Linked DNA regions of Mus musculus: all the other regions are linked to region 3. Evidence: chromatin loops called from intact Hi-C (ENCODE). Cell type or tissue: heart. All regions are shown on one strand.

Region 1 (8,000 bases), 110 kb before region 3:
CTGCTACCTATGTACTGTCAAGCTTTGGCCTCAGGTGGCTGCCTCCAGCCAGATGGGACCCTTAACTTCAACAAGGCCACTCCAAGAGTCACCAGGAACCCCCTGCCCTGGATCCCCAGTGTAGCTACAGACGCTCCTCCCTTTGCTCTGTTCCTGTCCCTGGTCCACTACCTGGGCTCAGCAGTTATCAGAGAGTGACATCTGAAAAGAATTTGTGGACACTGCAAGCCTTCACATCTCCCTGCTCCAAACCCTGGAGCTGTGTCTTTAGAGAGCATGACTTACCAAGTCCAGGTTCCCCCTTCCCCACTCACAGGGTCTGGGCCTTGAACATGGGTCCTTGTCCCCAATCCCAAGAGGAGGCTTAGACTTTTGGGGGTGGGGAGGATATACTTGTCTGACCTACATTTTGGGAAGACACCCCCCCAAATCCTGCAGGGATAGTTCGGTCTGTAAAGACCGCCTAGCCTCGCCCATTCCATCTCCCCAGCCCCTCCTCTCTAACGATCAGCTTTAAGGGGTTTTCCTGCCTTCCTTCAGTGACCTTCAGTGCCTTGATCTCTAACTAGTGCCCTTTCCCCTCATCCCCCATTTGACTTCAAAACTGCAGCCCAATCAACTTGAACTCCAGTTGTGCTGTGGATGTTTCTAGAAAGAGACAACCAGGAAGAGTCTGGGAGGAGTTTGCAACATGCAGGTTGAACTGGTTATCAGAGTTCAATTCAAAACAAAAAGGAGGGGGGCAGGTTAAAGGTTACAGGGGTGGGTGTGGGGTCAATGAGACAGTTTAGAGGTAAAAATCACTATGAGTTTGAGGCACATTTTGGGCCAGCCTGGGCTAACTAGTGAGTCCCTATCTCAAAACAACAGCAATAAAAAGTTACAGTGGCCATCCATTCTGCAACACTGGCCCAACTGCTTGCTTTTTTTTTTTTTTTTTTTTTTTTTTTGATTTTTCGAGACAGGGTTTCTCTGTATAGCCTTGGCTGTCCTGGAACTCACTTTGTAGACCAGGCTGGCCTCGAACTCAGAAATCCACCTGCCTCTGCCTTCCGAGTGCTGGGATTAAAGGCGTGCACCACCACGCCCGGCGAGAAGCAATCTTAAATCAGTAAAGCTAACTAATTGGGGTGAACATGTTCTGAGATGGAGATGTGGCTCAGTCATGGAGTGTTTGCTTGGCAGCTGTGAGGCCCTGGGTTCCGGTTCCTAGGCTCCATCCTCAGGACTGCTCAAAATAAATAAATGAAAGTCTCAGAGCCACTATACCAGAAACTGCACAGGAGTGTAAGGGCAAGATTCAGCCCAGTCCTCAGGGATCCAGCTTACCGAAATAGTCAGCAGTTGAGAAAAAACCAACCATTCTAGACTCTCTCGTCTGAGCTAGCTTCTTTTGTCCTGTCTTGAGTTATATATAGTCTTTTTTTTTTTTTTTTTTTTTTTTTTTTTCCGAGACAGGGTTTCTCTGTATAGCCCTGGCTGTCCTGGAACTCACTTTGTAGACCAGGCTGGCCTCGAACTCAGAAATCCGCCTGCCTCTGCCTCCCGAGTGCTGGGATTAAAGGAGTGTGCCACCATCCCCGGTTTAGCTATATATAGTCTTTACCTAGAAGGGAACAATGGAGTCTGGAAGAGAATAGTTCCTGTCAGGGTAAATGGCCAATAGAATGTGGCTAAGGGGCTTGAGGACAAAACCTGCTCAGGGCTGTCTATCTGGGCATTGCGGTGAGATGTCTCCTTAGTTAAGAGAACATATTGCTCTTTCTTGGGACCCAGTTCCCACCACACACATCAGGTGTCTCACAGCCTCCTGTCACCAGCCCCGAGGATCTGATGACCTCTGGCCTTCTTAGGTGAGCGTGCACACACACACACACACACACACACACACACACACACACACACACACGGTGCACATAAATTCATGCAAGCACACACACATACACACAAAAAATTAAAAACTAACAGATCTTTAAAGAAATAAAGAGCCAAGAGGGCCACATCGTCCTCCGCTGTTAAGAAGAGTCCTCCGCGCTGCCTGGTGGTTGTCATTACTGTGTCACAGATAAAGATGCCACACATTTCAAGTTCCATTGACAGAAAAGCTAGATAGGTCTTAAGAACATTTAGCAGTTCCTAGACGGGAAAATGACACAGGAATTGGAGTTGGACTTCCCTCTGGGCACCCAGCACTTATTGGCTACGGACTTTGTCAAACAGTTTTGTCTCTCTGTTCCTCCGTTTCTCCACCTGGCAAGTGGAGAAGGTGACATACATGAAGCCAGGGCACGGTAGTTATCTGGAAGTGTTTCAGAATAATAGAAAGCTGTCCCTTTCTGCATGTGAAGAGTTGAGGATGGACTTAACTTGAAAATAAAAGTTAACATCATTTTTTCCGTTAGGGTAACATGACCACTTCCTTCTGCCTTGGACATGGGCCTTGGCCCTTTGATTTAGTGGGCTGAGAAAGGCGTTCCTCACGCAGGCTTTCCAGAACTGGGACGCCCGAGTATGCTTGAATACAGACTGTAGATTCTAGATTTTTAAATAGAGTAAGGGCGGGGAGACCCACCTACTCGTCCATGTCCGACTCGGGCATGCTGGGACTTGCAGGCTGGCTGTCCGTCCTGTGACGCCAGGGCCGCTGGGAAATGTAGTCCTTAATCTGCCCTGGAACGGAGGTGTCCTGCAGGCCCACCGGTGACAGCTCGGGAGGTAGGCTGCAATGACAAGGATCTGAAATAAGTGCAGAGTGGGAGGGGGCTTGCAAGCTGGTTGCTGGGGCCCTTGTCCTGTGGGTGCCAGAATGGACACTCCTAACCTGCTGCTGATGCAACGGGGCCTGTTGGGTGGGGTGAGGGGCAAGGAGCAACGGGACACCCACAGGCTCCGAGGAAAGAGCAGCGGGGCTGGGTTATTTCTCCAGAATAAGACCCTCCTAGCTGAGACTGAGGCGAAGGCTGTCTCCCTACCCCTATTTGGACACACCACCAACCTTTCCCAGAGAAGAGCCAGATGGACCACAACTGCTCCCTGAAGAGGGCATCAGAGCTGTACCCAGAAGCAAGGAGACCAGAGAGCATACTGAACTCCACTGGGAACATCTGGGGCGACACCGAGCAAGGGGCAAAGGGGTAGAAACCCATTTTCTGGAAACGTTGAGAGACCCATTGTAGGAAAGACGGGGAAGGCCAGAAGGAGAAGAGAGATGACCAGGCTCTCTCTTTTCCCTCCACAAAGGCCCCTTTCTTCATCCCCACAGCCCCCCGAAGCAGCTCTAATACGGAATGGGAGGTTCCCACCTGCCCTACCCCAGGGTTTGACAGCTCAGCATGGACCAGTCTGTGGCAATCCAGGAGACCCTGGTTGAGGGGGAATACTGCGTCATCATATCCTTCCCAGTTGTAGGTTGCCATCCAGATCGTGCCTGCTTCAGCCTTGGGAGGTGGGATGGAGGGTGTGGAAAAATTTCTCTCGAAGCCATATGGGAAAAGGTAAACCAATATTTACCAAGTATTCACTTGGCTCTGGTCTCTCTACCAGGTGCTTTACATAGGTAGCTATTTTCTCAACCAGCTGCAAAGTTGGAGACTATTATACCCATTTTGCAGATGAGGAAAACTCAGAGAGGTGAAGTCGTTTGCCAGTGGGAGAGGGAAAGGCAGCGTGGTGGAGTGGGCCGGATGGGGAGTTTCGCCCTTTGGCTTTCAGTTTCCCTTCACTCTGAGCAGCAGGCAGTCCAAGGTGTGCTGTGTAAGGGAGATAGCCGGCAGAGCCGCCTGCTCGGGCTGGTGAGGTACCGGCTGGAAAATGACGCCCAGGAGCATGCGTAAGTAGGGCTCAGACTGCCTGTGTGGGCCATGGGTGGTTCTTCAGTATCCTCCAGCTGGACTTCAGTCATTCTGTCTGAGTCTCCTAGACTAATTAACACAATGATAGTGTTCTGGAACACCGTGTTCTAAGCCTTTAATAATCAGCAAGATGTGATGTGGAAGCTTTTAGAGGAGAGGCAGTTATATCAAACTTGGCCAGATTTTGAGTTTGTGTGAGTGCCCGAGTTTAAATCCGGATGCTGCAATCCTATGCAAATTGTTCTTCATAGCTCCATTTACCCAGAGTAAAGTACAGAGGGTTGAACTGGGAACGAGCGAGCACATGCACCAGGAAGCTGAGGCAGGACTGTCACAAATTCCAGGCCATCCTGGGCTACATTCTAAGCACAGCCTAGGCTACAGAGTGAGACCCTACCTCAAAAAGGGAAGGGATGGGGTTGAAGAGATGGTTGGAATGTGTACTGCTCTTGCATCACTGGACACTGTGCATGGAAAGGGCCTGAGCCATGCGTATGGCTAGGGCACTGCCAGCTAAGCACTAGGGACCCACAGGTGACCACAAGCACTCTAAGCTGGGCCTTCCACTCATTTCTGCCCTTAGTCTCTTCCTGTATACACACCGGAGGATGGCCATCACAGGAGACGATGTATCTCTGGACCAGATAGTGCCACTCTCAAAAGATTTTATGCTGGAAGAAGGTGCCAGTTGGGCCGGGTGGTATGCTCTCCTCTGGGTGGCCCCCAACTCATCTCTGCCCTCACTGTAAGGGAGGGTGGTGGCTATGTGGGTGGGACAGGGATGTTCAGTTGCTAAAGACATTCTCGTTTCCTTCCCTCAGTGTCCCCAGATGGTGAACTCTACATCCTTGGTGAGTAGCCCTTTCAATCTGGGTCCCTGTTAGGTCAATGGGACAGGTTCCAAAGACAGAAAGATGAACGAGAACATGCCTGGATGGGAGTGATGCTAGGTGCCTGAAATCCTAGCATGTGGGAGGCTTGAGGCAGGGGGATTGCCTTGAATTTGAGGTCAGTCTGGACTTACATTGTGAGTTCTAGGCAAGCCGTAGACTGACAACAAACCAAAAGAGAAAATTCTTGGGTTGGTGGAACGGCTTAGTGGAGAAAGGTGCTTGCTGTCAAGACCAACTTTCCGAGTTCGAGTCCCAGAACCCACTAGGTAGAATGAAAGATCCAGCTTCTGGGCTTTTACTCTAGAGAAAACTTTCCTGGTGTCCATACTACGGTGACTAAGAATCAGGTGCTACCCTCTACCAGCTCTTTTTCCTTAATCACCCCTTGTCAGTGCGTTTCAGTCCTCCAGGTGGGCTCCATCATCACCTCAGACACCACAAGTTGTAACCCTCCTCCTCCTCCCCTTCCTCCTCTCCTTCTTCCTTCTCTTCTTCCTCTTTCTCCTGCTGCTGTTCCTCTTCCCCCTTCTTTCCCTCCTCCTCCTCTTCTTCCTCCTCCTCCCCCTACTCCCTCTCCCTCTCCTTTTCCTTCTCTTCTTCCTCCTCTTCTTCTTTTTGGTTTTCCAAGACAGAGTTTCTCCATGTAGCCCTGGCTGTCCTGGAACTCACTGTGTAGACCAGACTAGCCTCGAATTCCTCTGCCTCTGAGTGCTGGCATTAAAGACATGTGCCGCCACCACTGCCCCGCCAGTTCGCTCTTCTTAAAAAAAAAAAAACTATCCCATGCTCCTCTTCTCCCCTTCTCTCCCTGAGCCCTTTCTAACTTCCTTCCCCCTGTACCTTTCCCCATGGTGATTCGCCTGGCCTCAGTCCTTTGAACCAGTGAGCCCCCACCCAAGCAGCTTCCCAATAAACCTACCTTTAATGTAAAAAAACTTACCACACTAACTATTTAGAGTGTGTGTATGTGTACTTGAATTACCATGGTGTCTGTGTGGCGACCAAAGGACAGCTCGTTCAGGCTTGGCAGCAAACACTTACCTGTTGAGCCATCTCCAGTGGCCCCAGGGTCCCCTGCTCTTGTAAGTGCCACATCTTTCAGCTTGGGCCTCTCCTGTGTGTAGTCTTTTCTCCTCATCATGTCATTCTCAGGGCCTGGCTCTACGGTGGACCAGCAGATAGGCAGGTGCTGCAGTGCACTTCTGCATGCTCTTCAGTTCACAGAGCTGGAGAACTTAAATCCACATTACATCCCAATCACACAGCAATCTCCCAATCTCCTCTTCCCCCAAATGTAGGAGTGCTCTGCTGCAAGCACACCTATGTGCCATCAGATCCCTTTATAGATGGTCATGTGGTCATGAGCAACATGTGGTTGCTGGGAATTGAACTCAGGACTTCTGGAAGAGTAGCCAGTGTTCTTAACTGCTGAGCCATTTCACTAGCCCAAGTTTAGGCTTTCTGATTTGCCATTTTGCAGATTCTCTCTCTCTTTTTTTTTATGTTTTTTTGTTTTTTTTCAAGACTTATTATATATACAGTATTCTGCCTGTATATGTGCCTGCATGCCAGAATAGGACATCAGATCTCATTATTGATGGTTGTGAGCCATCATAGGGATGCTGGGAATTGAACTTAGGAACTTTGGAAAAATAGCCAGTGCTCTTAACCTCCAAGCTATCTCTCCAGATCTCCTTTAAATAGTTTCTCAAGGCAGGGTTTCTCTCTGTTTCCAGGCCTGGCTGTCCTGGAACTTGCTCTGTACACCAGGCTGGCTTTGAACTTACAGAGTTGTGTCTGCCTCTGCCTCCTGAGTGCTTGGATTAAAGGTGTGTGCCACCTCCACCAGGCAGAGTCCATTCTTTTTTTAAAAAAATATTTATTTTTAACTTATGTGCATTGATGTCTTGCCTTTGTGTATGTCTCTGTGAGGGCATCAGATCCCCTGGCACTGGGGTTACAGACAGTTATAAGCTGCTATGTGGGTTCTGGGGATTGAACTCGGGTCCTCTGGAAGGGTTAAGTGCTCCTAACAGCTGAGCCAGCTCTCTAGCTCGCAGAGTCTCCTCTTAATACATTTTAGTATTTAGCTACTGGTGACTGCATTTCTTGTCTCCTCTCTACAGGCTCTGATGTGACAGTACAATTGAACACAGCTGAACTCAAGCTTGTATTCCAACTTCCCTTTGGTTCACACACCAGAACGTTCCTCCAGGAAGTGGCCAGAGCCTGTCCAGGTAGGTAAGAGCCAGGTTTCCTGGAAAGGCTGTGTTGGCTGAGAGCACTGCTGTACTCTCTTGGTAGTGACAGTTGACTTTCCAACCCCATTGGGGTCATACAACTCAGTTTCCGCACCATCTCAAGGCTGCTGGCATGGAGTCACAGTGCCTGGGCTGCCAGCTAGCTACACGTTTGCTTTCCCTTTTTGAGATGAGGGTTTCGCTCCCTATTCCTGATCCTTCTGCCTCAGCTTCCCTCCCGAGTGCTGGCCTTACAAGCTTGTGTACCACACCTGGCCGGCGTTTGGTTTTCTGTTTCTGGTTACTAAACCTGAATGTTAACTGGGCTGTGACTCTGAGGATTCGGGGCTTCCTCCAAGTTAGCAGAGGGGTCCAAATTCTCCAGTATCCATAGCTACAACCAAGAGAAGTCTGTCAAATGTATTCCGCTCAAACCCTGCTCTGTTCCCCATTGCAGCTGGAGAAGAAAAAAAAAAAAAAAGGCTAGCTTTGGCCCAGCAAGAAGAAGTTGGTGCCATTTGACAAAATTTGTTTAGATGGGAGATCAGCCAGGCAAGCAGAGAGGTTGTGTACAGAGCGGAGGCCCAGTGACAGAGAATGCAAATTCATGCTGCCAGGTGCTGGGGCTCAGGTGCTCACCGGGCACTGATAAGGAGGAGTCCCTTTAAAGCTAATGTCTGGTCTCTGCAGGAACGTACGAGGGTTTGTCTCCTATGACAGCTGCCTATGGGGCCTTAACATCCGGCTCCAAGCATTTCTCTAGGTGTGCCAGGAAGGTGACCGACTTTGGAGGCTAGTTTGGTAAAAGGAAATCAGGACAAGAATTAATGGAGCCTTGGATGGGTTTAAGTGCTGTTTTGTAAATAGTTAATAATAAATTAATGAATAAATAAGTAAATAAACAAAATGTAACATAATAAAGATAATTTATGATTGTTAGTAGTGGTTGCAAGCAAGGGTAATAATAATTATTAATATTAATATTGAGATTGGACATCCCTAACATCGAAGTATCA
Region 2 (8,000 bases), 86 kb after region 3:
ATCTTTAGTGCCTAGCCTAGTGAGTGACACTTAACTTTGTAGAAATGAATGAACAGAAAGATTAATAAGGCATGACAGAAGAATTTTGTTAGCAAAACATGCACTTGTACCTAGGAAGGAGGAGGCACACTGGTAGATATAGTGATGAGGAAGGCAGAGGAAGCAGCTGGAGAGAAAGGAGCCTCCATGCTTCCTCAGGGGTTTCACAAATGGCGGGAAATGGGCTGACATTTTTCTCTGGTCAGAAAACCACTCTTATCTTTTTTTTTTTTCTCCTCAAGACAGGGTTTCTCTGTGTAGCCCTGGCTGTCCCGGAACTCACTTTGTAGACCAAGCTGGCCTCGAACTCAGAGATCCACCTGCCTCTGCCTCCCAAGTGCCAAGATTAAAGGCGTGCACCACCACTGCTCGGCTATGATTATCTTGTTATGTTCACCTGGCTTTGTTTCAGAAGGAGACTAACTTGTTCTGCTTATTCAAATTATTCAAAAGCTACTAAAGCTACTTAGATGTCTACTCCCGCCTGAACTGAATTCGAGATAATATCCCTTGGTCCTGGCAAAAAGATATAGAATGAAAGCTTAGGTGAGCTCCTTATTACAAGTCTTCACGGTCCCAGCAGTGACGGCGCACGCCTTTAATCCTAGTACTTAGGAGGCAGAGGCAGGCGGATCTCACAGTCAGACACCAGCCTGTGTTACAGAATATTTGTGAACCCCAGGACTGTGCTATTTACTAGAAAAACTCGTTTTTAGTTGTGTGGCTCAGCCTTAACATACACCTTTAATCCAAGAGCTTTTTGCTTGAGTACTGTAAACATGACTAAACAGAGTCAACCATAGGTCAAAAGATAGAGCAGGCAACCAGCTGACAGGAAGTGAGCATACGATTATTAGGAAAAACCATAGAGGGTAAGAACAAGTCAGGAGGGTAGATAGAGAGACATACAGGAAGTAGAAGGGAGGGGCATTCAATCTGAAGGTTTCTTGAGATGGCCTGAGAGAGGCATGCCTTCTAGGACATCAGCTGAGGGGGAAGGTCAGCTGGGTGCTCTCTCTGTCTCTCTGAGCTAGTAGGCTCTCACCTCAGCATCTGGCTCCCAAGTCTTCATAGGGAAAATCAAACTATTGAGATTTTGTTAAATCAATAAGCCTGGTCTAGAGAATGGATTCCAGGACAGCTGGGGCTACACAGAGAAACCCTGTCTCAAGAAAAAGACAAAAACAAAACAAAACAAAACAATGACCACAATTTAAAAAAAAAGACAAAGAACTCCTCATGGAATCCAGGGTCTACAGTTAAGATCCTGGGCCTTACAGACAGAATGATGGGGAGCAAACAGACTCTGCCTCCATATGTGAGAACCTGAGTAATGTATCTCTCTGGGCCCCAGTGTTATCCTCCTAAAACTGGCCTATTTGCCAGCGTGGTGGCACATGCCTTTAATCTGAGAACTTTGGAGATAGAGGCAGGTGGATCACAAGTGTGTTCAAGGCCACCTTGATTTATATAAGAGTTCCAGAATAGCTGGGGTTATTAGGGCTGCAAAGAGAGCCTGTCTCAAAAACAAAACTGGCTCATCCTATTAATGCTTATTCAGTTCATACTTACTGGCTGCTACTCCCATCTTGTTTGTCGTACTTTATTTCTAAATTCTGTATGAATTTTTAAGCGGTCCTTCTCCACTACCCCTGTGGTGGGACAATGTCTGCTTTTCCTAGGTGCATCTTTAGTGCCTAGCCTAGTGAGTGACACTTAACTTTGTAGAAATGAATGAACAGAAAGATTAATAAGGCATGACAGAAGAATTTTGTTAGCAAAACATGCACTTGTACCTAGGAAGGAGGAGGCACACTGGTAGATATAGTGATGAGGAAGGCAGAGGAAGCAGCTGGAGAGAAAGGAGCCTCCATGCTTCCTCAGGGGTTTCACAAATGGCGGGAAATGGGCTGACATTTTTCTCTGGTCAGAAAACCACTCTTATCTTTTTTTTTTTCTCCTCAAGACAGGGTTTCTCTGTGTAGCCCTGGCTGTCCCGGAACTCACTTTGTAGACCAAGCTGGCCTCGAACTCAGAGATCCACCTGCCTCTGCCTCCCAAGTGCCAAGATTAAAGGCGTGCACCACCACTGCTCGGCTATGATTATCTTGTTATGTTCACCTGGCTTTGTTTCAGAAGGAGACTAACTTGTTCTGCTTATGTTCTGCTTCTGTAACCCCGCCCATTTTGCTTGCTAAATCCCCCATTTGAAGACGCACCCCCCCCCCACCCAACCACTGAGCTGTAAGAGACTTGACTTCCTCACATCCAATGCCGATCTCTCAAACCCAGCCGTAGGGGGAGGCAGCCTGCATACACTAATGAAAACGCTTGCGTTAATTTATTTGGCCGTGATGATTTGTGATTTGTCTTTTGTTTTTGTTTTTTATTTTGGTTCTTCGAGACAGGGTTTCTCTGTATAGCCCTGGCTGTCCCTGAACTCACTCTGTACACCAGGCTGGCCTCGAACTTAGAAATCCACCTGCCCTGCCTCCCAAGTGCTGGGACTAAAGGCGTGCGCCACCACTGCCCGGCCTACTCCTATCTTTGTAGTTCACAAGACAGAGCTGTTTGAGGATACTGTCCGAAATGAGCTCTGACAAAAAACAAATAATTTTTCTCTTAATTTATTCATTCATTTTAGAAGGCTGAGTTTGTACAAGTATTTCCCGGATGTGTGAAAATTATGTGAAATTGACATTTCAGTTTGCCCAGAAATCAAACTCATCACGGCTCTTTTGGAACTGTAACAGAAATGCAGTTCCAGAACTCAAGACTGTTTGTTACCTGGCCTGCTAAGGACAGTGGTTTGCCTACCACTGGCCTGGCTGGATGGCAGGCAGTTTCCAGTGGGGCTGAGCAGTAGGGTCTCCCCAAAAGATGGATGTGTTCTCCCAAAACACTCCCCCTGGATACAGAGATGCTGAGAAGACATGATGCGTCCTGCTCTTACAGTCCTCTCCCTCCGCTGTTAAGCTGCAGGACAACTCTTACTGTCCTACTGAGCGACTGCATCCCTGCCTATTGGCAGGTAGGCTAGCATAGGTTAGGTCATGTCAGTGCGGAACAGCCTCCCCCAACCCCTGAAAAACCTTCAATTATCAGCTCACTTTGTACTATAGATTTGAGATCTCGGCCTCGCCCCTCTTCCTTCAGGCCTCCATCATTCTATTTCTGGTATATCTCTTCTAAAGCTCTCCCATTCAAACGTGAAGGTGAGATGCACTGTCCTAATAGCGCTCATCTGAAGGGTAATTCATGCCTACTTCTTTCCTATGGGCCCACCATTCTTTTATAAGTTATGACAGATGGCAATTTCCTACCGGTGGTTATTTTAGACCTTATTAAGAAGGGGACATCTGAATGAGTCCCTACAATAAGCTTTCAAGATAAGCACTCGTTGGTCACGGGGAAAACGCTAGCAGCTCTTACCGAAGTAGTCAAGCCACTTCATCCCTTGCAGCGCCTTGGGGAGCCGAAGGATCTCGATGTTGTACAGATTTTCCACCTCCTTGAGGAGGGTCTGTCTGTCGGACTCAATTTGCTTGGTTCGAACTTGCACTGCAAAGAGGTGAAAGCGGACGGATCCCGCGTCAGGTGTGCGAAGCCGTCGCATCCGCGTCCCAACCCACCCAAAACCCACGATCACGCGAATCCACCCCTTACCCTCGCGGTCGAAGTCCTTCAGGAAGGAGGCGAGCTTCCGGCTCCGCAGCGTGTTGGTCCTGGTTCCGCGGCTGCTGCGTTTCTTGGGAGCCATGGCGCCTGGCTGCGTCGAGCGAGGGGCCAAGCAGCCGGCTCCGCGACTGAGACGGGGAGAGGGTGTGAGCGGTCGGAGAGCTGAGAAAGTTCAGTCGTTGGAGTCTAGGTTTCCAGAACTCTGCCGAAACCTACCTGCAGGTCCCAAAACACAGTCTGAGGAACCCTCACAGCTCCAACTAAGGGACGGGCGGCTCCTCGGTTAACCGCCACCCAATTCAAACTCAACGGGCACAGCCTAGCCAATAGCAAATCGCCGTCTTAGGACGGTTCTCACCACGCCCAATCACAATAAAGCTTCTTCTCCTTCCGCCAGCCAATCCTCATGGAGGACTTCAATGCCCAGATGTCATTGCGGCACACGCCATCTTTTCGCGACTCCAGAGTCGTGCTAACTGGAAGTAGAGTGGTGAGTTCGTTCTTGTGAATAAGCGCGGTGTAGTTTTTGATGTACTCAGCGTTGACATCGCAGGATTTACGTTTTCCTGTTGATTTAGGGCTGGAAATCTTAAAGAGAGGCGACAAGACTGACTCCAGAAGCACAGGTCCCGGAACAGACAGACCCCAGAGACTCGCAGTCTAAAGCAGATTGCCCTGTCGTGAAGAAACCCCTTCGGAAGACCCGAAGCAACGGTCTTCCTGCAGAGAGAAGGTAAGAGGACCGCCAGAATCAATATTCTTGAGTGTCCGCGGTTACAAGACAGAGACACAGCTCCACTCTGCAGCGTGGGGAGTTGCCCTAGCCTTTTAAGGACTTGAGCTCAGTTGATGGCCCTGACGCTGAAAAGAACTCAGCACTAGCTGAGCTCAGTTGATGGCCCTGACGCTGAAAAGAACTCAGCACTAGCTGATTTATGAAGCAGAGTTACATGAACATATTTGCTACGGGGCCTCACCATATAACGCTGGCTATCTTGGAAGTCTCTGTGTATACTAGTTTGGCCTCGAACTCACAGAGATCTGCTTGTTTCTGTCTTTCCAGTGCTAGGATTAAAGATGCATTCGACAACTCCCAGCCTATGGCTGTTTTAAATACAGGCATAAGCACAAGAATTAAGAGAGAGAGGCAGGCACCTAGGCATAAAAGACACTTGCATGCTCCTCAGAGAATCTCAGAAAGTTAGACATAGCCACGTGGGTATGAGATTCTCTAGGGAGATCAGCAGTTGATTTTCTTTCTTTTCCCCCAGTTTCTTGAGACCAGGCTGGCCTCAAACCCAAAACCCGGCTCTGCTTCCAGAGGGCTGGAATTAAAGTCATGTTACATTAGCCACAATTACTTATTTTGGTGGCTTTCAGTTTACATCTCAAAAGGGTTTCTAAAAACCCTTGTGACTCCCTTCAAACAAGAAGTTGTTTGATAAGAGAAGTAAGTGAGGTGGCTTTCAAGATTCTTTGATGGTATTAAATCCTACAGATGTAAATGGGGTAGTGTGTGTCCTTTCTCTGTAAATGGGATTCCTGGTGAGATTTCTAGAACATGGAAGATTTACAGCAGGAAGGAAGAAAGGCTGTTCACAGTTGGTAAGTGTACTTGCAGGAATTCTTCCTTCATTGTTGGCTGAAGGTGTCAGCCCACTTCCAGGACTAGGAGTTCTTGTTTGTGTCCCCCAAAGTCTCCCTACCTTTCATTATTGCCTTGGGACTATTTGAAGACCAACAGCTGGTCTTCTCCTGAGGTCGGAAATGACGCAGCCTTGATGCAGGCCCTCCCTTCTGGTACCCTGACTCCCTTTTGTTTTGTTTATTTTTTCCCAGAAAATGGCTCATGACCAGCCTCTGCTGGTTGTGCAGGAGGCCCTGAGGAAGTGCTTCCCTGTGGTGGAGGAACAGCAGAACCTGTGGCAGAGCACCCTGCAGGACTGCTCGCCCCTCCTGTCCTCTCTCAGTAACCTGGCTGAGCAGCTGCAAGCCGCACAGAGTCTGCGCTTTGAGGATGTGCCAGCCCTGCGTCCCTTTCCAGACTTACAGGAGCGGTTGAGGCGCAAGCAGCTGGAGGCTGGTGACGTTGTTCTGGACAAGCTAGCTGAGCGGCTGTAAGAGGCTCTGTTGTCCCCCTTTGTTGATGGACAGATCTTAATGCCGCATGGCATCCCAGCCTCAGTCAGGGGGTCCTACAGAAATCGACAAAAGCAAGTCAGGAGTAATCATGCTGGAGCTAAGTTGAATGTCTGTGAGTTCGAGGCCAGCCTGGACTACATTGTAAGACCATGCATGTCTTTAAAACAAAACAAAACAACCCAAATCAGGCCAGGTGTTTAATCTCAGCACTAAGGAGGCATATACAAGCAGATCTCTGAGTTCAAGGCCAGTCTGGTCTACATAGAGAGTTCCAAGGCAACCAGGGCTACACAGATAAACCCAGTCTCAAAATAAATAAGTAAGTAAACAAACAAATAAATAAAAATAACCCCAAACCAACTAAATAAATGGAAGAAATTACAAAAGCAGAAAAGAAGAGGGTGGCGAGGAGTGCAGCCCTCTTCTGTCGTTGTCCTTGGTGTACTGCAGTTCAGGGAGAGCTGGGAGTAAGGACTGTGTGTCCGGGACCTTGTACACCTCTGCCTTATACCTGTCTATGCACTTGGAAGCAAGAAAAGGGAAACTCAAACTGATTGTCCTGATCACAGAGTCCGTGAGAAATAGAGCCAGGAATCTGAAGTGGGCCTGCCACTTAAGCTGGGGCTTCTTACCACCACCTGGTTCTACACACAAGTGGATACATGTGTAACTAAGTAGCCCAAGAAACAGTAACAACACAGGTGTTACACAGATACTCTGTTTTCTGCTTTTTTTTTTTTTTTTTTTTTTTTTTTTGGTTTTTTTGGAGACAGGGTTTCTCTGTATAGTCCTGGCTGTCCTGGAACTCACTTTGTAGACCAGGCTGGCCTCGAACTCAGAAATCCGCCTGCCTCTGCCTCCTGAGTGCTGGGATTAAAGGTGTGCGCCACCACACCCGGCTTCTGCTTGTTCTTGATGTTAGTCATCGACTATAAGCAGGTCTTACACACTTGAGGATTTTGGATTGTTTCCTGTTTTTACACCATAAGCCACAGTAGGATATTTAGAGCTAGCGTTCTGGGCTAGAGGATCCCTTGTCCATTGGGAAGTTGCAGCCTTTGTTTTAGTGATGGGTTCCTTAGAGTCAGCATTCGAATACTATGTAGCCACTGCCAAAGGCACTTTACACACATCATAGTATTTATCTTTCCAGTGACAATTCATTCACTGATTGTGTGTTTGCTGTTCTTGGGAAACACAGTGAGCAATGAAGCCTTTATGCACAGGGGAAATAACTCACATTCTCAAGCAGTCTGTGCATGTCGAGCCCACATTGCCATTGAAGAACTGGCCAGACAAGGGCAGTTAAGATGGCTCCTGGGGTAGAGGCACTTGCCGTGTAAGCCTGATGACCTGGGTTCAATCCACGGGCCCATGGAAAGGTGGAAGGACAGAGTGGATGCCACAAAGTAGCCCTCTGATCTCCAAGCATACTCTGTCATGTGCATGCCCTTCCCTCATACTAAATTAACAAGGGTATAGCTCAGTGGTAGACCGCTTCCCTAACACGTCTAAGGGTTTGAGTCCCCTCTGAAACAAAACTTAACAGGACAGTAGTGGTTTGAGAAGGCTTACCCCCTATCTTTTTTTAGGATACTGCCTAACACCCTCCTTTTCCCACAGAGCCACCCTCCTCAAGGTCCGTAACACCATCAACAGCCACGTGGAGCAGGTGTTTCAGGCCTACGAGCAGCATGCGGCTGTGCTAGACATTGACACCGTCCTGCGCCCCTCAGTTGTGAGCCCCTCTGTGGCTGACATGTTGGAGTGGCTGCAGGACATCGACAGACATTATGGAAGCTCATATCCTTCGAGTGCTTCCTGACTGACTGCCCAGAGCCGCCCCTAGAGGCTGCAGCAGGTGCAGACTTCACAGGGTCAGCAGGCTGTATAATTCACAGGGTCAGCAGGCTGTATAATTCACAGGGTCAGCAGGCTGTATAATTCACGGGGTCAGCAGGCTGTATAATTCACGGGGTCAGCAGGCTGTATAATTCACGGGGTCAGCAGGCTGTATAATTCACGGGGTCAGCAGGCTGTATAATTCACGGGGTCAGCAGGCTGTATAATTCACGGGGTCAGCAGGCTGTATAATTCACGGGGTCAGCAGGCTGTATAATTCACGGGGTCAGCAGGCTGTA
Region 3 (8,000 bases):
TCTGCTTGCAGTTGGTGGTTGTGGAGAGCCAATGTGTGAAACAGGGTAGACAGACGCTTCGGCCATGCTTGTACCAGTGGTCCTTCCCCCATCTTTCCACAAGCCCAGCCTCTAATGCTAAGGACCTTGGAGAAGAGGGAACCTCCTGGCTAAACTAGAACCACGAAGACCCTTCATGGAGTGGTTTCGCCAGGGAATGACCTTAGGGTAAGGCCAAGAAGAGTGAATTCTGGCAAGTCGATTAAGCCTTTCCTTCCACGACAGCCATCACCACTGTCACCCTGTAGACGAGACTTGGGTTACCACTAGCATCTCCAGTTTAGCCTCTTCCAAGAGACTAGTTGGCAGCAGGGCTGATGGACCTAGGAGGTGGTCAGGTGATCTTGGTCCCACCCAATTGCCTTATAAATGTGGTCCTTCCCAGGCAGGAGGGTAAGGCTGAGAGAAGAGAGCTCAGTGCCCTTGGGCAGCACTAGTTTGGCCACAGGAGTACTGTCCTCTGTTGACTTTGGTTCATAAGATGATGGTACAATGCCAAGGAGAGGCTTGGGGTGTGGAGAGCCCTCTAGGTAGAAGGCAATGGGACTCCCCTTCCCTTTCAGAGTCAGTGGATGGGAAAAGGTTGTTTTCCGGATCAAGGCAGTGGGCTGATGGGGTAATGGAGGTGCCTGAGTTTTGCCTGAGGCTTTGTATTATGCTGAATGTGTCCAGAGGGACAAATTTGCAGAACCTCATATTGATATTTTAAATAATAAAATAAAAAGCACTTTAGGTTACTTTTATCTTTAACCCAATTGCTGCAATTTCTGTTGTGTATGTATATATACATATATATACTTTCCCCAAAGTTTTATTTTTTGCTCAGAATAAAAGTTAAGTTGAGGTGTAAAAAGAGCACTTACTTGGGTGCAATATATGCGTAGCTTGACAGTCGCTATCCCACGTGGCCCTGGCCTGGCCTTCTGCTCCATCAGCCCTGTGCTGAAGCTGGCCACAGGGAACCACTATCAGCATCTCAGCAGCTGCTCAATCTATGCAAGCCTTCCTGTGTGTCCGGGGCGCCCCCCTCAGGCCCTCCAAGGAACTGCTGCAGCTGTTTTCTTCTGACTGTTGAGGCCCCTTTTCAACTGCTTCTCCGCCGTCCCCTGCTCTTTCCCCTCTTCCCCAGAACAAAATGATTCCTGAAAGGAAGGGTCGGTTGTTCCTAGGTAGAAACCTGGCACCTTTAGACTTTCATATTTGTAAACACATCCATTGAAGGGAAGCGTCTCCAGTGTCACTGAGACTGTTGGTGTGTGGAAGTGCACTACTGTCGCGAATTTACAGCTTTTTCACAGCCCCAATCAGAAATATGTCGGAAGGCTCTCTGCACCACCTCTGTTGGCTCAAAAGCAGAATGACTTCCACGCTTCATCAAATCCATTTAGGAAGCCGTTAATGACCTCCCTCACCGGCTCCCACTTACTCTTAAATTCCCAACTGTAGAGGCATTTTAAATATACTCCAGCCAGTGCAAGATTTTCACAGATGAAGTTTGCAAGTGGTTGTGCTGTGACACAGATGGGAAATTGTCCATCTCTCCTCTGAGGCAGAAGGGGATGAGCCATAAAACTGGATCATACATATTTCTGATTGGTCTGTTTCTTGCATATTCTTGGATCTTGTTTCTTATGCCCCTGCTCTTGGGGAGGTTGGTCATTAGCCCAGGCATCTCTCACTGTTCTGGCGGCTTGAGGGCTTCTCAGTCTGCGTTGAAAATGCAAGTTTAATTGGATCTGTCAAATTATATTATAGTACAACCTTTTTCTAGAACTGGCGTGTAAAAACCATACACTGCTCCTTGGTGGTGGCTCACTGGGACAAAAATAGGTGATAATGTCATGTCACTTTCTCAATTCAATGCAATTTCTACTTTTTTTTTTTTTAAACAGGTAATGTTTTCATAAAACTTTTTTCCACCAAAATCTGGGGTGTTTATTGTAGTATCCCCGTGTCCCTCGAGGTGCCAAGTCAGGGGCTTGCCCGCCCTTGCCGCGGGTGTTCTCAGGCTTCCCAAGGGCTGTGTGAGTCAACAGCCTGCATCTTTGGTTGTGCTTTGGAGAAAATGTCACTGAGGTTGGAGTCCCAGGTAGCTAGTCCCTTTTCCTGGGAATTCCCTGTTGCAGTTTGGGGAAGGTGGCTGGAAAACGGGCTTTTCTGGTTGCCTGGCTCAGATCTAGCCAGAAAAGGCCACAAACTCTTTTCTAACACAAACTAATCATTGGCCAGTGGTCTTGGTGACAAGTTTTTAAGTCCCAAATAGTTTTATTTGAATTATGTAAAAGTACCAAGTTTATTTTAAATGTAAAACATGGGAACAACGGACTTCCACTGAGCGATATGAAAACGTTACAGGTTCAGTACTTCCAAAGGAAGAAACCTCCAACCCCTAAAAAGAATAAATACGAATTTGTATTTTTGAAGAATGTGAAATAATAGTGTTTGCTTAATTGCTCATTTTGTATAAACTTAATATTGTACTTTAAAATATCTGCTATGAAGTGAAAATTTAACTTTTTGGAATTGAAAAAGCAATATTAAATACTAATGAAATCTTAATTAAATGCTTATTTAAATCTGGTAGTACATGTGGCATTACTTCCCATCCCTGTCCCTGGTTGACACTCTCTTCCCACTCCCAGCCATCAAGTCTTGGAGGGACAGAAAAGAAAGGTCAGTCACCAGGGTCTGCAGATTTCCTTTTAATCAAGACTCTGCTCAAGTGTTTTGTGGGGCTGAGAGCCCCCAAAGCATGAAATGAACATGTAATACCACCTGGAACCCCCAAAGCAGGCCAGACCACTCTGGCCAGCACTGCTGGCTTCCTGAATCCGAGTACTCAAGACTGGATGTTTGTTGGCTCCATTTCAAAGCACAGTACTGCCTTCAGCCAGGACGACGTGGGAGTGAACCCAGCTGCTAGTAGAGTTGCCATCCCAGGCTGAGGGCCAAGTACCAGCAACTGCCCGTGAAGACTGGCCCCTTTTAGTGAAGGGAGTTGGTCACAGTCCAGCCACTGGCCCTGGAAAGGGACAGAAGTCAGGGTGCCCGGCTAGGGTATGATCAAGACTCCGAGGCTCCATCGCCAGCATCCTTTGGAAGGCCACCTCTGGCCGATACAGATGGCTGGGGCGGCGCTCCAGACTTGGCTGAACCGTTCTAGTTGGAACAGAAAAGGGGGGAGGGGGGATGAGCCCGGAGGAAAGGCCTTAAGTTAGGCCCCACAAGAATAAGGCCACTTGGCATCTCGACAGTACCATGCTTTTTCAAAACCTCGCTCAGATCAAAGGAAGTTAAGCGGTGGGGATGCTCTTCCACCTGCCTCCTTTGGAGCGGGGTGGGGGTGGGGAGCGCGAGCTAGACCAGTGCAGTGAGTGGGAAGCGCCCACCTCCCCAGGTCCAGCCCGGAGAGGGCACTGGGCACTGACCCCGCCACCAGCCGGTTCTGGGCGCCGGCGGCCCAGCTGCCGCAGCATCTCCTCACAGGCGGCGATGGTGTCCAGAAGCTGCCGCTGCCGCTGCTCCACGGCGTCCAGCAGCTGCTGGGCGCGTTCATCTCGGGGCGGCTGCGGGGGTGGCCTCCCGCCGAGCCCCAACCCCGCCTTCCCACGGTCCACGCCGGCAGCCTCCCTGCCCGGGAGAGAGACGGCGTCAGGGCCCGGCGCTAGGCGGCGCGAGGTCGCGGCCCCAACCCACCGCCCCGCCGGCCCGCTCTCACCCCCGTGACCAGCCTGCGCCGGGACCCCACTCCATCGCCGCCCGTGCCACCCGCTCACCACCCCTCCGCAGTCCGCCCCCCGCGCCGCGCGAGGAGTCCGCTAAGCCGAGCCCCGCCCCGTCCCCACCGTTCTCCTTCAAGTCGCCTGGGGGTCGCGGTCCCTTTAAGCGGCCGGGAGCGGAGGCGGGGCCGAGCCTCGCGGGCCGGAAGTTGCGTCCGTGCGTCACTTCCTCCCGGAAGCGGCTCGGCACGGATGTCTACGGCGCGTCCGTGCGCGGGGCTGAGGGCCGCCGTGGCGGCCGGCATGGGGTTGAGCGACGGGCCGGCTAGTTCTGGCCGCGGCTGCCGCCTCCTACGCCCTCCTGAGCCCGCTCCGGCGCTGCCGGGGGCCCGGCTGCTGCGGCTTCCGGAGAGCGAGCCCGTGGAAGCCGCGAGCCCCGAGCGCTCCGGCTGGACCGAGGCGCTGCGGGCCGCCGTGGCCGAGCTGCGCGCCGGCGCCGTGGTGGCGGTCCCGACCGACACGCTCTACGGCCTGGCCTGCTCGGCGAGCAGCTCGGCGGCCCTGAGTTGCGTGTACCGCCTCAAAGGCCGCAGCGAGGCCAAGCCGCTGGCCGTGTGCCTGGGCCGCGTGGCCGACGTCTACAGGTGAGGCGGCCCCGCTGGGGGCGGCCCCGCGGGAGGGGTTTCCGGTGACAGCCTCGGGAGACCGCGGCGTCCGCCGAGCGCGGGAGGGGCTTGTCCTTGCTCCCCGAGGAGGAATCCGGAACTGGAGATTGGTCGGGAGCGCTGACGGCTCGCCAAGATCCGCTCTAGACAGTCGGTCGAGAAGCTGAGTTAGGCGAGCATGGCACTCTTCTCCCGGTGCCCTTGTGATGGGCGGAGGGGAGGCCCGTTTCGGGGTAACGCCTTCCAGATGATTAAACGGATTGAGATTGTATCCACGTGCCACGGCGCTGTGGTTTTGTCCCCCAAGACAGGCGGATAGACTTAAAGCCCAGGGTACTCTGTGGAGTCTGTCTTCTGCCAGAACTCCGAGGAAGAGGGAGTAGAGAGTCAGGTAGATCTCGTTCATTATACACGCGAAGGGGACCCCTCTCCAGCATCTGCCTTAAGTCCCCAGGAAAGGTCCATCAGGGTGATTTGGAGAGGATTTGTGCTCCTTTGCCTGCAGGTACTGTCAGGTGAGAGTACCTAGGGAGCTCCTGGAAGACCTGTTCCCAGGCCCTGTGACCCTGGTGATGGAGCGCTCCGAGGAGCTCAACAAAGACCTGAACCCCTTTACTCGTGTGAGTCAAGAGTTTTCCCTTTTCCTGCGATCTAAATCAGACGCTTGCAAGCCCTCGATGTCTTCCTCACGTTCTCTTTTCTTGCTTCCCAGCTTGTTGGCATCCGGATTCCTGACCATGCCTTCATGCTGGACTTGGCCCAGATGTTTGGGGGACCACTTGCACTCACTAGTGCCAACCTCAGCTCCCAGGCCAGTTCTCTGAGTGTTGAGGTGAGAATTGGCCCCAGCAGGTTAAACTGCTGTTTCCTTAAAATCAACAAGGCTAACACTGTAATGGGATTGCCTGGCAGAAATTTGGGCCTTTGGTGCATGGGTGAGAAGGTTACCCATTTGGTGTTGGTTAGAGGAGGGTATCCGAATGAATCTTGGAAGGGGGCAGGTGGTGTACTTGTAAGGCCAGGACAAGGAGGCTAGGGTAAGAAAATCTCAGTCAGCCTTAGTTATTTAGGGACACTTACTTTTTTTTAATGATTTATTTTTATTTTATGTACATTGCTGTTTTGCGCGCGCGCGCGTGTGTGTGTGTGTGTGTGTGTGTGTGTGTGTGTGTGTGTGTGTCTAGGTGATGGTGTCAGATCTCCCGACCATGGAGTTGGTGATGGTGTCAGATCTCCCGACCATGGAGTTGTAGACAGTTATGAGCTGCTGTGTAGGTGCTGGGAATTGAACCTTGGTCCTCTACAAGAGCAGTCAATGCTCTTGACTGCCGAGCCATCTCTTTGCCCCTGGGAGCTTTACTTATTTTTCTTTAGAAAGTGTTGGAATTGTTTTATCTTGATAGGCCAAGGGAGAGCAGGTGTGGTTTTTTGTATCGATGATAATAGAAAAGATGTCGGAGTGGTGGTGAGCATCTTTAATCCCAGCACTCAGGAGACAGAAGCAGTCTGATTGCGGAGTTCCAGGCCCTCTGAGTTTACAGAATGAGTTCATAGAGAGACTCTGTCTCAAAGAAAAAGAACAGATTATAGGAAATACAGACAGCTTTGTGAGGGAAGTGGTTGTCAGAGACTTGACAACCATGCTGAGAAAAATTTGGGGCTTTGAAACATTAGTTCGCTGTTCTGTCACATGGTCATTAAATGACAGTCCCAACTAATTGCCAGTTCTCTCTGAATTCTTTCTTTTTGGAGGGGGCATGTTTCTGTTTGGGACAGGATCCACTCTGTCTCCCAGGCTGGCCTAGAACTCACAGTCAGGACCCTTGGGCCTCCCCAGTTTTGCATCTGTACCAGCACACCTGGCCTCACCTAATTTTTGACTCCTGACCTTATTTTATTTTTGCCTGCCAGATAGGCCTGAGATAAGATCATTGTAATCCTGTGTTGGCTGTGTAGTTTAGGACAAATGAACAGGCAAAGGAGCTTTGTTCTGTTCTTCCAACACTTAACATTAGCTGCAGTAAAGTGCTGGGGTTTTCTATGCCAGACCTGGGGACATTGGAAATGTAGTATCTGCTTTAGTTGCTCCGGGTAGCTATACACTGTGGACGTGGGTGGGAATCTTCCCAGAGGAGGAGTAAGTTTTTACCTTGTCAGCGGCCCTAGACCAGCACAGTCATTGCTTGATTTATAGCTGGTTCCCTGCCTAACTGCATTGAAGACTCTTTACTGGGGCCAGAAGAAATCAAGCTCTGTTAACAGTACACCCTGTAGCCTAGGGGCTGAGTGCTGGTGGCATGTGTTTATACAGTTCTTAACTTCCACTGAGGTCTAGGATCAGGCTGCTAGAGCTTTGCTTTAGGGGCCTGAGTGAAGTAATTTACATGCATCACACAGATACGGAAAGACTGGCTCATACCCAGCACGCCACTTTTTGGACCTAAGCCTCCCCCATCCCTGCAGTACTTGGAATTCCTCTTATTGCATTAAGGTTTTCTTTAAGGAGTGCATACCTAAGGAGGCTTCAGACGTGGTACATATCAGATCCTGGTGTTAATTGTGCCCTTGACTTAGCTGACGGTACTAAGAGGTTTCTATGCTGCTTAAAGGAAGATAATTATATTTAAATGTGAGCTGTGTATTCAGGATGATAATTCAGCTGTGCCCTAACCTTCTTTCTTTTCAGGAGTTCCAAGACCTCTGGCCTCATTTGTCCCTTGTCATTGATGGGGGGCCAATTGGGGATAGTCAGAGCCCTGAGTGTCGCCTCGGCTCTACTGTGGTTGACTTATCTGTGCCTGGAAAGTTTGGCATTATTCGCCCAGGCTGGTAAGTATCTTTCCTGTGCCTCTGGGGAATGTGAGGGAGGTTGGAGAAAAGAGAAGATTTAAAGTGCAGGTTTTCTCCAGGCAGTGTTAATTCACGCCGTTAATCTCAGCACTTAAGAGACAGAGGCAGGCAGATCTCTTGTGAGTTCAAGGCTAGCCTGGTCTACAAAGCAATTCCAGGACACCAGGGCTACACATAGAAACCCTGTCTTGAAAGCAAAAATAACAAAAACTTAACCAAAAAAGTGCATATCTTCATTACCATTTTAAAGGGACCACTAAGGGCTGCCACAGAGAGGTGTTAAGTGGGCTGGGACTAAATTTGCTGGTATAGCTGGCTTTTTAAGATTCATCAAGTTTGTTTAACAGTGGGACAGTAATTAGAATTAGGCTACTCAGACTTTGGTGTACTCCATCTTCTGAGAAGTCAAACTCTTAACTACCTTCTATCTTCCTCAGTGCCCTGGAAAACACTACATCGATCCTCCAGCAGAAATATGGGCTGCTCCCTTCACAGGGGTCCTGTTCATGAAACTTGGGAGGACCCAAGGACCATGCTGGATACTATGTGTCTGCTACTGGATGGCAAAGCCTCACTGCCTGAGGTTCCTACATCTATAGCCTAGCTTTTTAGGCAGCATCCTTGGCTCTGAATCCTGTAGGCCAGCCAGAAGCTGCAGGGTGAGCCTTGTCCCCGGGGGAAGGTTATATTTATTTATTCTGTACATTTATTTGTCAGCCAAGAATTA

Evidence for each region. Peaks named below come from ENCODE experiments on the same cell type or tissue, not always from the same donor. Only the 100,000 strongest peaks of a DNase experiment are listed, where the experiment ranks them.
Region 1: a loop joins it to region 3, with 2.8 times the contacts of the local background. A loop is called at or near these places in 3 of 42 quality-filtered maps.
Region 2: a loop joins it to region 3, with 5 times the contacts of the local background. A loop is called at or near these places in 6 of 42 quality-filtered maps.

What each region holds. Positions count from the first base shown.
Region 1 is chr4:124,739,202-124,747,201 of GRCm38, forward strand. Inpp5b (inositol polyphosphate-5-phosphatase B) reads left to right here and starts at 2,649. Exons shown (of 24, transcript NM_008385.4): 1 at 2,649-2,715; 2 at 3,263-3,389; 3 at 3,735-3,829; 4 at 4,435-4,532; 5 at 4,673-4,702; 6 at 6,871-6,981. The coding sequence starts at 3,333. Gm12915 (predicted gene 12915) reads right to left here. Exons shown (of 4, transcript NR_151694.1): 2 at 5,786-5,978; 3 at 2,573-2,720. Gm32117 (a long non-coding RNA gene) reads left to right here. Exons shown (of 2, transcript XR_376640.4): 2 at 1-904. Mir698 (microRNA 698) reads left to right here and starts at 4,580; the gene lies at 4,580-4,688. In heart, a CTCF peak has its summit at 3,021 (motif pointing right); a DNase peak (open chromatin) is centred at 2,660; H3K4me3 peaks cover 1,338 bases; H3K27ac peaks cover 1,380 bases.
Region 2 is chr4:124,932,884-124,940,883 of GRCm38, forward strand. It overlaps Cdca8 (cell division cycle associated 8), which reads right to left and starts at 4,034. Exons shown (of 10, transcript NM_026560.4): 1 at 3,706-4,034; 2 at 3,472-3,600. The coding sequence starts at 3,799. 9930104L06Rik (RIKEN cDNA 9930104L06 gene) reads left to right here and starts at 4,165. Exons shown (of 5, transcript NM_177573.3): 1 at 4,165-4,450; 2 at 5,557-5,834; 3 at 7,483-7,662. The coding sequence starts at 5,560. In heart, a CTCF peak has its summit at 4,036; a DNase peak (open chromatin) is centred at 4,098; H3K4me3 peaks cover 2,759 bases; H3K27ac peaks cover 1,926 bases.
Region 3 is chr4:124,846,765-124,854,764 of GRCm38, forward strand. Mtf1 (metal response element binding transcription factor 1) reads left to right here. Exons shown (of 11, transcript NM_008636.4): 11 at 1-3,036. It overlaps 1110065P20Rik (RIKEN cDNA 1110065P20 gene), which reads right to left and starts at 3,800. Exons shown (of 3, transcript NM_001347196.1): 1 at 3,758-3,800; 2 at 3,468-3,669; 3 at 2,721-3,198. The coding sequence starts at 3,792. The coding sequence ends at 3,103. Yrdc (yrdC domain containing (E.coli)) reads left to right here and starts at 3,995. Exons shown (of 5, transcript NM_153566.2): 1 at 3,995-4,402; 2 at 4,929-5,043; 3 at 5,136-5,255; 4 at 7,110-7,252; 5 at 7,711-8,000. The coding sequence starts at 4,011. The coding sequence ends at 7,783. In heart, a CTCF peak has its summit at 3,683; DNase peaks (open chromatin) are centred at 1,067, 3,087, 3,987 and 4,527; H3K4me3 peaks cover 2,771 bases; H3K27ac peaks cover 2,406 bases.